Linked DNA regions of Homo sapiens: region 2 is linked to region 1. A link is a loop called in an ENCODE intact Hi-C map of the cell type or tissue named here. Cell type or tissue: ovary. All regions are shown on one strand. Links, peaks and the distances in the headings refer to the core of each region. The heading gives the core; the rest is flanking DNA.

Region 1 (5,365 bases), core at 222-5,221:
CATCTGCCTCCCAGGTTCAAGCAATTCTCTTGCCTTAGCCTCCTGTGTAGCTGGGATTACAGGTGTGTGCCCCCACGCCCAGCTAGCTTTTTGTATTTTTAGTAGAGATGGGGTTTCACCATGTTGCCCAGGCTGGTCTCGAACTCCTGACCTTAGGTGATCTGCCTGCCTTGGCCTCCCAAAGTGCTGGGATTACAGGCATGAGCCACCGCCCCTGGCTTCGCACACCTTTTTCCTTTGTGTCTGGGGGGCGAGAGGGATCAGCTGTGGACACTAGGATGGGTGTTGGGATTCAAAGACCCCCAAGTAACCTGGAGCTCCCCTAAAAGCCACCACAAGCTTCACAGCTGGGTCCTTGCTAGACAGAGCCCTGCAAGGGATGGAAGCACTGTTTTAAAAAATTGGGGTAAAGTCCACATAACATAAAATTAACTGTTTTTACAGACCACTTTATTGAGGTAGAACCGATGTCTGAGAACCGCACGTATTTAAAGTGGATGATTGGATGAATCATTTTCAGGTGCACAGCTTGGGGGTGTTTAGACATTCATGGTGTTGCGTAACCACGACCTCCAGCTAGTTTCAGGACGTTTTCAGGCCTCCAGGCCGAAGCCCCGTCCCTATGAGGCAGTGGCTCCCCACTCCTGGCCCCCACAGCCCCGGGAAGCTCTGTTCCCTCTGTCTCCGTGGATTTGTTCACTCCTCACATGTCGTGGAAAAGGAATCACACCACGTGTGTCCTCTTGTAACCGGCCTCTTCCACTTAGCGTAATGTTTTCATGGCCCAGAATTTCCTTTCTTTTCTGGCTGAGTAATATCCCACTGTATGGATGGACCACACGCTGTGACCACATTGCTCTGTGGATGGACATTTGCAGGGGCATTGTGAACAATGCTGCCAGGAACATGTGTGTGCAGGTTTTTGCTGGAATGCCTGTTTTCAGTTCTTTGGGGAAAGCACTTTTCATTTTTTAATGAGAAACCACTGGTCAGCGTAGGGGATGGCTATGAAGGGGGACGTCTCTGCCTTGTTTAAAAGAGAAAGAGGAACAGAATCCTCACCACAACCCCCGGCGCACTTTTTTGAGGAAAGACTAGAACCTTTTGCAAAATCTCCAAAGGAATCAGTTTTGTGTGGATGGACGTGCCGGAAGGAACCAATGATTCCCGTCCATCTTCCAACCCATGGGGCAGGGCCTCAGCTGGGTGTGGACAGAGGCTGCCCATGGCTCCTGTTGGCCCCTGGGTGACCGCAGGCCCCTCTATGGGGAGTCGTGGGGATAAAGCATCCGTGAGCTTAGAGGCCCTGCAAGGGCCTCTTCAAGGACCCTTCTTCTGGAAGCAGAAGGCCCTCCGTGGGGAGGGGTCACTGTCATCCCCGAATCCGGCTGGACCCTGTGGGCTGGAGGTGGCCACGCCGGGTGGCCCTGTGGCCTGTCCCCTAAGAGAGGCAGTGAAGCCTGCTGTGCAACGCAGGGGCCTCTCGGATCAGGCAGGCAGTCCCGGTGCAGCGTGGGAGCCGGGCCGCAGACCTCCCGACCTGCGTGGGGTTGGAGGCTGCCGGGCAGCTCTAGCGGGGGTTCTGGGGAACCAGCCACCTCTCCAGCGACTGCACCACCAGGTCTGCGCCAGTGGCTTCATGTATTTAGGTCCCTGTGCTGTGGAGTGAATTATGTCCCCGGGTTCAGACCTTGGCTCCCAGACCCTGTGTGGCTATTTGGAGACAGGGCCTTTGGAGGTGATGCAGCTCAGTGAGGTTGTAAGGGTGGGCCCCGATCTGACAGCGTTAATGACCTTCTCGGAAGAGGAGGGGAGGCCAGAGCTCTCCCCCTGCGCATCCCGGGAAAGGCTGCGTGAGGACGCAGTGGGGCAGCCGTGAGTCTGCAATCGTGGGTCTCACCAGACCTGGAACCAGCTGGCCCCTTCATCTAGGACCTCCCGGCCTCCAGAACGGTCAGAACTGAATGTTTAAGGCCCTGGTCTGTGGCGTTTTGTTGTGGCAGTCTGCGCTGACTGAGAAAGAATCTTCCAGAAAGAACCTCGGGCAGCTGAGTCAGTCAAATTACCTCAGTTTCCCCACAGCCGAGAAGGACCCCACCCCACCATTCAGAGCTGCTTTTAGCATCTGACACTTTGTGCCCCGCGGATATTCCTGCATTACTTCGGATCTGAACACCAGGTGTATTACGTGTTTTCATCTTGGTGCCTGGGTTTTCCGGCGTCCACCTGGCTCCTTCCTGCAGAAATGCCGGCTCCGCCCGCTGGGTGCCAGGGTCCCTCCACCGAACGCGCTGGGCGCAGGGCCGCGAGCGTCCAGCAGGGGGCGAGCGCGCGCTTCCCGGAGCGGCGGGGAGCCGGTGGGTCAGGCTGAGACGCGCGGAGAATCAGCCGCAAACCCCTCGCCCGGCCCGGGAGGCTGCGCTGGGCTCGCGAAGGCCTGGAAGCTTCCCCGTTCTTTCTTTTTTTAATTTTATTATTATTATACTTCAAGTTCTAGGGTACATGTGTACAACGTGCAGGTTTGTTACATATGTATACATGTGCCATGCTGGTGTGCTGCACCCATTAACTCGTCATTTAGCATTAGGTATATCTCCTAATGTTATCCCTCCCCTCTCCCCCCACCCCACAACAGGCCCCGGAGTGTGATGTTCCCCTCCCTGTGTCCATGTGTTCTCATTGTTCAATTCCCACCAATGAGTGAGAACATCTGCGCTGACCTATGGCTTCTTTTTGGAAAAAAGTGCATTCAGAGGCCAGGCACGGTGCCTCACGCCTGTAATCCCAGCACTTTGGGAGGCCGAGGTGAGTGCATCACTTGAGGTCAGGAGTTCGAGACCATGCTGGCCAACATGATGAAAACCCGTCTCTACTAAAAATACAAAAATTAGTCGGGCGTGGTGGCGGGCACCTGTAATCCCAGCTACTCGAGAGGATGAGGCAGGAGACTCGCCTGAACCCAGGAGGCAGAGGTTGCAGTGAGCTGAGATTGTGCCATTGCACTCCAGCCTGGGGGACAGAGCAAGACTCCATCTCAAAAAAAAAAAAAAAAAAGTTCTGTCAGGCCAGACGCGGTGGCTCACACCTGTAATCCCAGCGCTTTGGGAGGCCAAGGAGGGAGGGTCACTTGTGTCCAGGAGTTTGAGACCAGCCTGGGCAACATAGTGAGATCCACATCTCAATAAATAAATAAATTAAATAAATAAATAAATAAATAAATAAATAAATAGGCAAGCCGGGTGTGATGGCGAAGACCTGCAGTCCCAGCTACTTGGGAGGCTGAGGTGGGAAGATCACCCGAGCTTGGGAAGTGGAGGCTGCAGTGAGCTGTGAGTGTGCCACTGCACCCCAGCCTGGGTGACAGAATGAGACCCTGTCAAAAAAAAAAAGTGCTTTCACAGTTTTCTTATTTTTATCGATCCACCCTGTGTGGGAGGGGTATTGCCACTGGAAATGGGGCTGGTCTGCCCTGGGATGTGGTGTTCTGGTATAAAGACCAGGTCCTATTTTGAAGACTTAGTAGAAAAACAAATGCAAAAAAATCTCATTAATAATTCTTTATATTTGAGTATATTGGGTTTAACAAAAATACATTACCAGGATGAATTTCCGCTGCTTTTTTTTTTTTTTTGCCTCCTTAAATGTGGCTGAGCTGTGTTTCCGCTGGACAGCCCCAGGCCCCGGAACGCAGATTCGCAGAGGTGGTGTTTCACCGCCTGGTGGAGCTGAGAGGGTTTCCTGGATCGTGCCGGGAGGGCTCAGCACTCGTTGGCGTTTCCCGTTGGTGCTCCCAGGGCTCAGCTGGCTTGGGGTCCCACAGTATTTCCCTGATTCCCTGACTCCCACCTGACCTCCCACATGGGTGTCTTGGGGAAGGAAGGAACGCACCAACCCCTGGTGACCAGAGGCCGACTCTGGAACTGCTCCTTGAAATCGGTGCACCGGGCAGCCCCTCCTCCAGGTTTCAGTTTGGTTTTCAGGTGGGGGTCACCAGGGCCGTCTGTCCATGGAGGCCACAGGCGGCTGCAGGCAGGGCCTGCCGCAGCTGCAGCCCGGGCTGTGGTGCACCCAGTGAGCTTGGCTCTGGACTTACAAGCTTCCTGAGGTTCGCCCTGCCCTGGGTAGGCTTTCAGTCTAGGAGAAGACCCAGGTGAGGAACAGAGAGACATTAATACTGATAATAAGAATAATTTTAGCTAAAATCTGTTGCCCACCTAAGATGTGCCAGACCTGGGCTCAGCCTTCACCACATCATCCCTTTCAGTCCTCGGTCACCTCAGAAGCTAGATTTCGAGACCCTTGGGACCTGCTGCTCTCCAGGGGAGGGAAGGGAGACCCTGGGCTCTGAAGGGCCTGCCTCTTCCTGGATCCACAGGGTTTTCCAGAGCTGCTGCAGCGAGGAGGGCAATGCCTGGGGCTTTGTGGGTGCCACTCGGGGAGCCTGGGTTTCTTAGGGAACAGCTGGAGTTGGGGTCTCACTGGGGGCTGTGAGTCAGCTCGGGCGGCCACACCAAAATAACCCCAGGCTGGGGCTCAAACAACACACATTTATTCTTGCAGTCCTGGAGGCTGGAAGTCCCGAATCAAGGTGCTGGTGGGCAGGGCTGGTTTCTCTGGAGTCTCCTCACCTTGGCTTGCGGAGGCTGTCTTCCTCCTGTGTCCTCACAAGATCATTCCTCTGAGTGTCTGTGTCTTCATCTCTTCTTGTTATGAGCTCCCCAGTCCTGTGGGATTAGGGCCCACCCAAAATCACCTCATTGTACCTTAATGACCTCTGTAAAAATCCTGTCCCCAAACGCAGCCACATTCTGAGCTGCTGGGGGACAGGGTGCCAACCTAGATTCAGCCCAGAACCAGAAGTGTGGTCCCAGGAGAGTGAGAGTGAGGGGGAAGGGAGTGAAGCAGCGGGGTGGGGAGGCCAGTGTGTGTGTGGGATAGAGGTGGTGGCTCAGCAGGCGTCCCCACACGGCCTGGAACCCCTGGAACCATCCGTCCCAGAGAGGCGGGGCAGTCTGCCCTCTGCTCGGTCCTGTGTCCTGTGGGTCAGAACTCACCCCGCGGGAATTGACTCCCTGCTTTGGCAGCTCCCTGGGAAGCCAAGCCTCGTGCCCTGCAGTGTGGGAGTTGGTCAGTCAGTCTGGAAGGGGCAGAGACTTACTTATGGGTGGTGGGCCTCGGGGTGGCCGCTCAGCCTAAACAGCCGGGGCAGGGCTGGACGGCCATGGGGTCTGAGGGTGGGTGTCTGTGCTTGGCTCAGTCCTGGGCCTCCTGCCCTGCTCAGAACCATGCGACTGTGGCTGTGCCAGCCACTCTGTCTGTCAGCCCCGGCCTGTGCCTGTGCGCCCTGCTCCCATCATATGTGGGA
Region 2 (5,365 bases), core at 236-5,235, 630 kb after region 1:
CCACGTAGAAAGCAGTGCTCTTGGAGAGGCCAAACTGCTCAGCTTTCCCGGATGAGGACTTAGGATTCCGCTGTGCGGATGCCCTTGGGAAGGAGCCGAGATGGCACAGGCTCAGGCCTCCTGGCCGGTCCTCCCACAAGGGCAGACACTAAGAACAGAAACCAGGGACCAGCACGCTCAACAAACTCCGTGGAACAAGAGCGTTCCTGCTGCCACATCATTTCTGATCCAGTTGTGGCCACTCAATGCGTCCCCTCGGGAATGGCTTTAAGGCCGGCAGATTTCACAAGAAAGGATCCAAGCGACATCTTCGACAGGTAGCAAATAAGGAGTCTCGGCACGTGGACCATCACGCCAGCACCCGCACTCCAGCCCCGCAGGCCGCCGTGGCCAGGGGAGAGCCCAGAGTCTGCCCAGCAAAGGGGACCAACATGCCTTACGGAAAGCAAGTATTGCATGGCTACACGGCATGGCAGGGCGAACCCACAACAGAGCGTGAGGCCACGGTGGGGAGGGTGGCACGGTGAGGCCGCCCCTGAGGCCTAAATCTGTGTCATAACTGGGCCTTGGATTTGGCTCTGAGCTTCCTTCCACCACAGTGAGAAGAGAAAGGTGGCCGGCCACGCAGCTCCATGTGGCTCAGGCTGTCGCCGCTGCAGGCTGCACCCAAGCTTCTGACTCTGGCAGGCATGCATGGGGGTGTAGTTTAGCTTTGTCTTCACCACAGTGATCTGCTTAGGCCTGACCTGCCCCCACGGACCATGGCCAATGGCACGGCCTCTCTCCCTCCCTGCCTGGCTCTGCTGCACACTGTGAGTTTCTGCAGCTTGGGCTGCCCAGGGATGAACATCTAACAACTAAGTGGACCCTCGTGCCAGCGGCCATGCAAGGCGGCCCACCTGGGAGTGGGGAGGGTGACAGGTGTCCACTGGCCCCTGCAGGCACGTGGGGGGCCGTGTGTTGTCTCTGGGGCCAAGGCCTTCTCCTTGTGCAGAGACACAAACCCTGGACCCACTCAGCTCTGCTAGGAGATGTGCCCCTGGGGACCCGAGGGCCTATCCTCAACTTACTCTTCTTCCGTCTGCAAACAGAGACACTTTCCACAGAGTGGCATCCATCCCCCTCAGTACTCAGAGGCGACATCCACCTCAGCTGGTTTCATGGAAGAAGCATTGTGGGAGGGCCCCGCTGGCTGGAATTCGGCTCCGGACTAAGCAGGGGGCCCCGTGGCTGCAAGGAGAGACTTACCTTCTCGCCCTTTGTGCCCTTCAGACCACGGATGCCATCGGCCCCCTGTGCGGGTGGGAAAAGAAAAAGGAGTGAATGGTTACAAGTCTCAGCCTTTCTAGAGCTGTCGCAGGCGTGTCAAGACAGGCTGAGCTCGCTGAAGCTGACAGATGAGGCCAGCGCCCTGCCCTCAACACACTTCCTCCCATATGTCCCCCTGTGGCCTCAGGAGGCCCAGCGTGTCCACAATTCCTGGGCTGACTCCACTGACTCCTGTTCTTCATGCAAAGACCCAAACCCATCCCCCACCTTCCAGCCCAAGCTCTGGACCCGCCCTTCCAAGGGCCCACACCCGGCAGCCAACACACCCCTCCTGCTTCCCATTATAGCATCATCTTCTAGAAACACCCCCACCTTTCAGAGGTTTGGGGAGGAAGCAGGAGGTGAGGTCTAAGGCAGACTTGATTAGGTCCCAGCTCCCCCTCCATGGCCTCTGACAATGCCCCAGACTCCTGCGTGCCTCAGTTTCCTCATTTGGGAAGTGGAGAGGACGACAACCCTTACCTCGTTACCACTGTTGGGAGGGAAATGCCTGCTAAGCTCTCAGAACAGCACCTAGCACCCAGCACACAGCAGGTGTCAATAAACAGAAGCCCAGTGCCATGTATTTCAACTCCGTGTTAACATGAAGAGATGATACTGTGATATTACTAATGAATGATGATAACATATTTATTGCAGTTGTCATGAGTTCAGGACACACCATCCCACCTCCCTGCTGAACAGGAGTTTCTGGGACGGGGCCCAGGACTATTTCTCTGACACTCTCACTGTGCCAAGCGCCTGGGGCAGTGGAGGTAAATCTGTGGGGTGGAATTACGCAGCCACACCCTTGCTGTTAATGTCTTTGACTTCAGCCCTCCCAGCAGGGTGACTTTTAGCTAGAGAGACTACCTCGGGCTACCTCAGGCCACCTGCCCGTGGGACTTGAGAGAGAGAGAGAAGCCACACTGCCCCCGGCACCGGGATTCCAGGCTGAGGCTGAAGCCGGGGCCACAGAGCACTGGAGGACGCAGGGCCTGCCGGCTGCCCTCTGGTGGTCAGAACTTCCCACATACTTGGCAGTTCTGGCCTTTCCCCAGGTCCTGGAGAGGGAGGGGCTCTGGGAAGGGATGGAGACACGGAGGAGCTCCTTTCTGCAGAGGTGGCTGGCCTTGGGCTGCGTGCCCTGGCTCTGCCAAGGAGCTGCGGATGTAACTGCAGAAACGCCTTCCACTCCAGTGCCAGCTGCAAGGCACTTCCAGCCACGCAGACAGGGCAGCGGCGTGGTTGCCCTGAACCATAATCACTGGAGGATTTGGAGCACCGGAGACAAGCAAGAGTTCTGCCACTACACCTGCAGGCACCATTGCTGAAGTCATGTCTGCTTCACACCTGGCCGCCACCACTAGTGGAGAGGCCTGGGACACCTCCCTCTACGCCCAGCACAGGGCGGAGGCAGCCGGGAGGGCAAGGTGGGCTCGGAGCAGCTCTGGTTCGTCTGGCCTGGCACTTGGCACACTAATGTGGGCCAGCATGGAGCGCCTTGGGGGGACAGGGCACAGCTCAGAAACAGCACTGGCCCAAGCAGGGAGGCCGACTCCAAACAAGCCTCTCCTACGCTAGTCTCTACCCCAGCCTGAGATGGGACATGGACCTCAAGATGGAGAGGAAGCGCCGGACAAACACAGCTTGCGTATTCCAGGGCTGAGTGGGAACGACCAGCCAAGCCGCGAGGAGGCTCAGAACAGCCTGCTGCAGGCCACTGCCCCCACTGAGCACAGCACGCGCTTGGCAGCACCTGTGGGCCCGGGCAGCCCAGGAAGGTGAGAAGTGACTCAGCTGGGCCAGCTGCTGAGAGGCGAGTGGTTTCTAAGCACTTGGTGGTGTTTTTTTCCTAGCAGATGCCTTCTTCCAAAGCAATCCTGGCTGGAAGCCCCCAGAGTTTTGAAAAGAGAACAGGTAGGGCCACGCTGGCTGACACAGAGCTGGGGGCCCCAGAAAACCACCTGCCGTCTCACCACGGCGTGGCATCGCCTCAGAGACAACAGCCCCAGAACCCCACCAAGAAGGGCTTTTTAGGAGATGAGCTACTTTCTTTTCTTAGGGCAGTTTTGAGTCCTCACCATACTTGCAAAATAGAAGAGCAACTTTGGATTCTGCTTATTTCCTCTGAAACGCACAGGAAAATCGCAGGTGTGGCTGAGAATACAATCAGGGTTGAGCCTGCTCAGCAGCGTCTGATCCTGAATGCAAGGTGATGTCCAGCTGCCCCTCCCTGCCCTGAGTCCTGGGGGACTGGGTTTGTGTGGCTGGCATTATTTCCCAGGAGCACTAAACTCCCTGGCACAGCACCCGGGGGCATTGGCACCAGCTCTCCTCCCTCTGGCTGGGCAGGCTGGGGGACGCTGCTGCTCCCTCCCTGCCCATGCCCTGCTGAGAGCAGGCAGGTAGGACCGCAGCCTCCTGAGACCCCTCTCGGTCCTACAGTTCTACCGTTTGAGGATCCCCATCGGAGGAATGGGACCAACTAGACAGAACCAGCCGCAGCCTCCTGAGACCCCTCCCGGTCCTACAGTTCTACCGTTTCAGGATCCCCGTAGGAGGAATGGGACCAACTAGACAGAACCAGCACTTCCCAGGGCTTCTTGGCCACGGGGCTGTTGACATTGGGGCTGCTGTGTCCGTGGTGGGGTGAGCAGCACCTCCCATTAGAGGGCACTCCCCAGTCATGCAGGAAGTGGCCCTGGCTGGGAAGGGCTGGATTGGGGCATCCGTGACTCGGCCGGCCAGCCGCCCCGGGAAGGAGCACTCAGGAGCTGCAGCACGGCTGGGACCAGATGTGCGCACAGCCCAGAGAGGGACAGGCTTTCGCCCAAGGCCTGGATGTGAACTCATATTTGGGGCCTCCTGGCAACCCCCTAGCAGCTGGGGGCTAAACGAGGGGTGGATTTGACTCTGCTGACAGTCAAGCTTAAACAGGTGCCCCTTCAGACGTGCAAGGCAGAGGGAAGCCTGGAGGTGGGCTAAAGGTCAGTGAACTCAAAGGAACACGAGCCTGCTGTGGCCTGAATGTCTGTGTCCACCAAAAACTCATATGGTGAACCCCAATACCTGAGGCAATGGAACTAGGAGGTGGGGCTGTGGGGAGGTGACTGACTGGGTCACAGGGTGGAGCCCCTGTGATTAGGATTATGCCTTTACCAGAGGCCCCAGGGTGCTCGTCCCCCCTCTTCTGCTATGTGTGGACACAGTGAGACGGGACCATCAAGGAACTAGACAGCAGCCTTCCGCAGACACTGCATCTGCTGGTGCTGTGATCTTGGAATTCCCAGCCTCCAGGACTGTGAGAAATAATTCCCTGTTGTTTACAAGCCACCCATTTTAGGGTCTTTTGGTTATAGCAGCCCCACTGGACTAAGAACCTTTTCCTGGGAAGAAGGTAGGGCTTTGGTGGAAAATAACGGGCCCCCTCTCACCAAGGACTATTCACCTCAAATGGCGGCAGCTCGGCCCACGCAATCCCACGCCCTGCCACCATCACTGCCACCCGGGCCAAACTCGTGAGGCGCCGACACCACTCACATTTCCAAATGCACAGGAGTATGAGAAACTTTTTCCCCGATGAAAATAATTTTAAACCTCGGTTTTCCTTCCACCCTCTGCTTCCAAGTCTAACTGGATTGCTCATGTCATGAATGAATTTTAATCAGATAGGCAAGATAAGAGCATTCTCCATAAACATTTTAAAGCAAACACCTTTTTAGCTCACAGAAGCAGCGTTATGCAATTAGCCATGTATGGGAGTTGGCAGAGGCTTCTGCTATGCGACAGGAATTTGTAAAATAAACATGCTATAGAACTCACATAATCAGCATTTCTACTAAATTATCACCCTTATAAAATTCGCTAGGCATTTTGCTGGTAGAAGCTGGCTTTAGGGAAAAACCTGACTCGCCTAAGGCTCCCAACCGTTGGGAGGTCTCTCTTCAATACCTCGTGAACTTGGAAGGTCCTCATTCCTGGGAAATGGAAGTCGGGGCCTCCGGGGGACAAGGGTGGGGCACTTGATTTGGAACCTGGTTTGATTTCTGACAGC

Evidence for each region. A loop is a pair of places that touch in the nucleus more often than their neighbours do. Peaks named below come from ENCODE experiments on the same cell type or tissue, not always from the same donor. Only the 100,000 strongest peaks of a DNase experiment are listed, where the experiment ranks them.
Region 2: a loop joins it to region 1, with 2.5 times the contacts of the local background. A loop is called at or near these places in 15 of 110 quality-filtered maps.

What each region holds. Positions count from the first base shown.
Region 1 is chr9:135,409,690-135,415,054 of GRCh38, reverse strand. No RefSeq gene overlaps it. Among named protein-coding and RNA genes, the nearest start is that of PPP1R26-AS1, 60 kb to the left of the region's middle. In ovary, for the core only: a CTCF peak has its summit at 2,296 (motif pointing right); a DNase peak (open chromatin) is centred at 2,284.
Region 2 is chr9:134,776,030-134,781,394 of GRCh38, reverse strand. It overlaps COL5A1 (collagen type V alpha 1 chain), which reads right to left. Exons shown (of 66, transcript NM_000093.5): 28 at 1,249-1,293. Among named protein-coding and RNA genes, the nearest start is that of MIR3689C, 71 kb to the left of the region's middle. RefSeq lists enhancers at 2,739-2,998, 2,553-3,162 and a silencer at 3,675-3,820. In ovary, for the core only: no CTCF peak of the experiment used is centred there; a DNase peak (open chromatin) is centred at 2,367.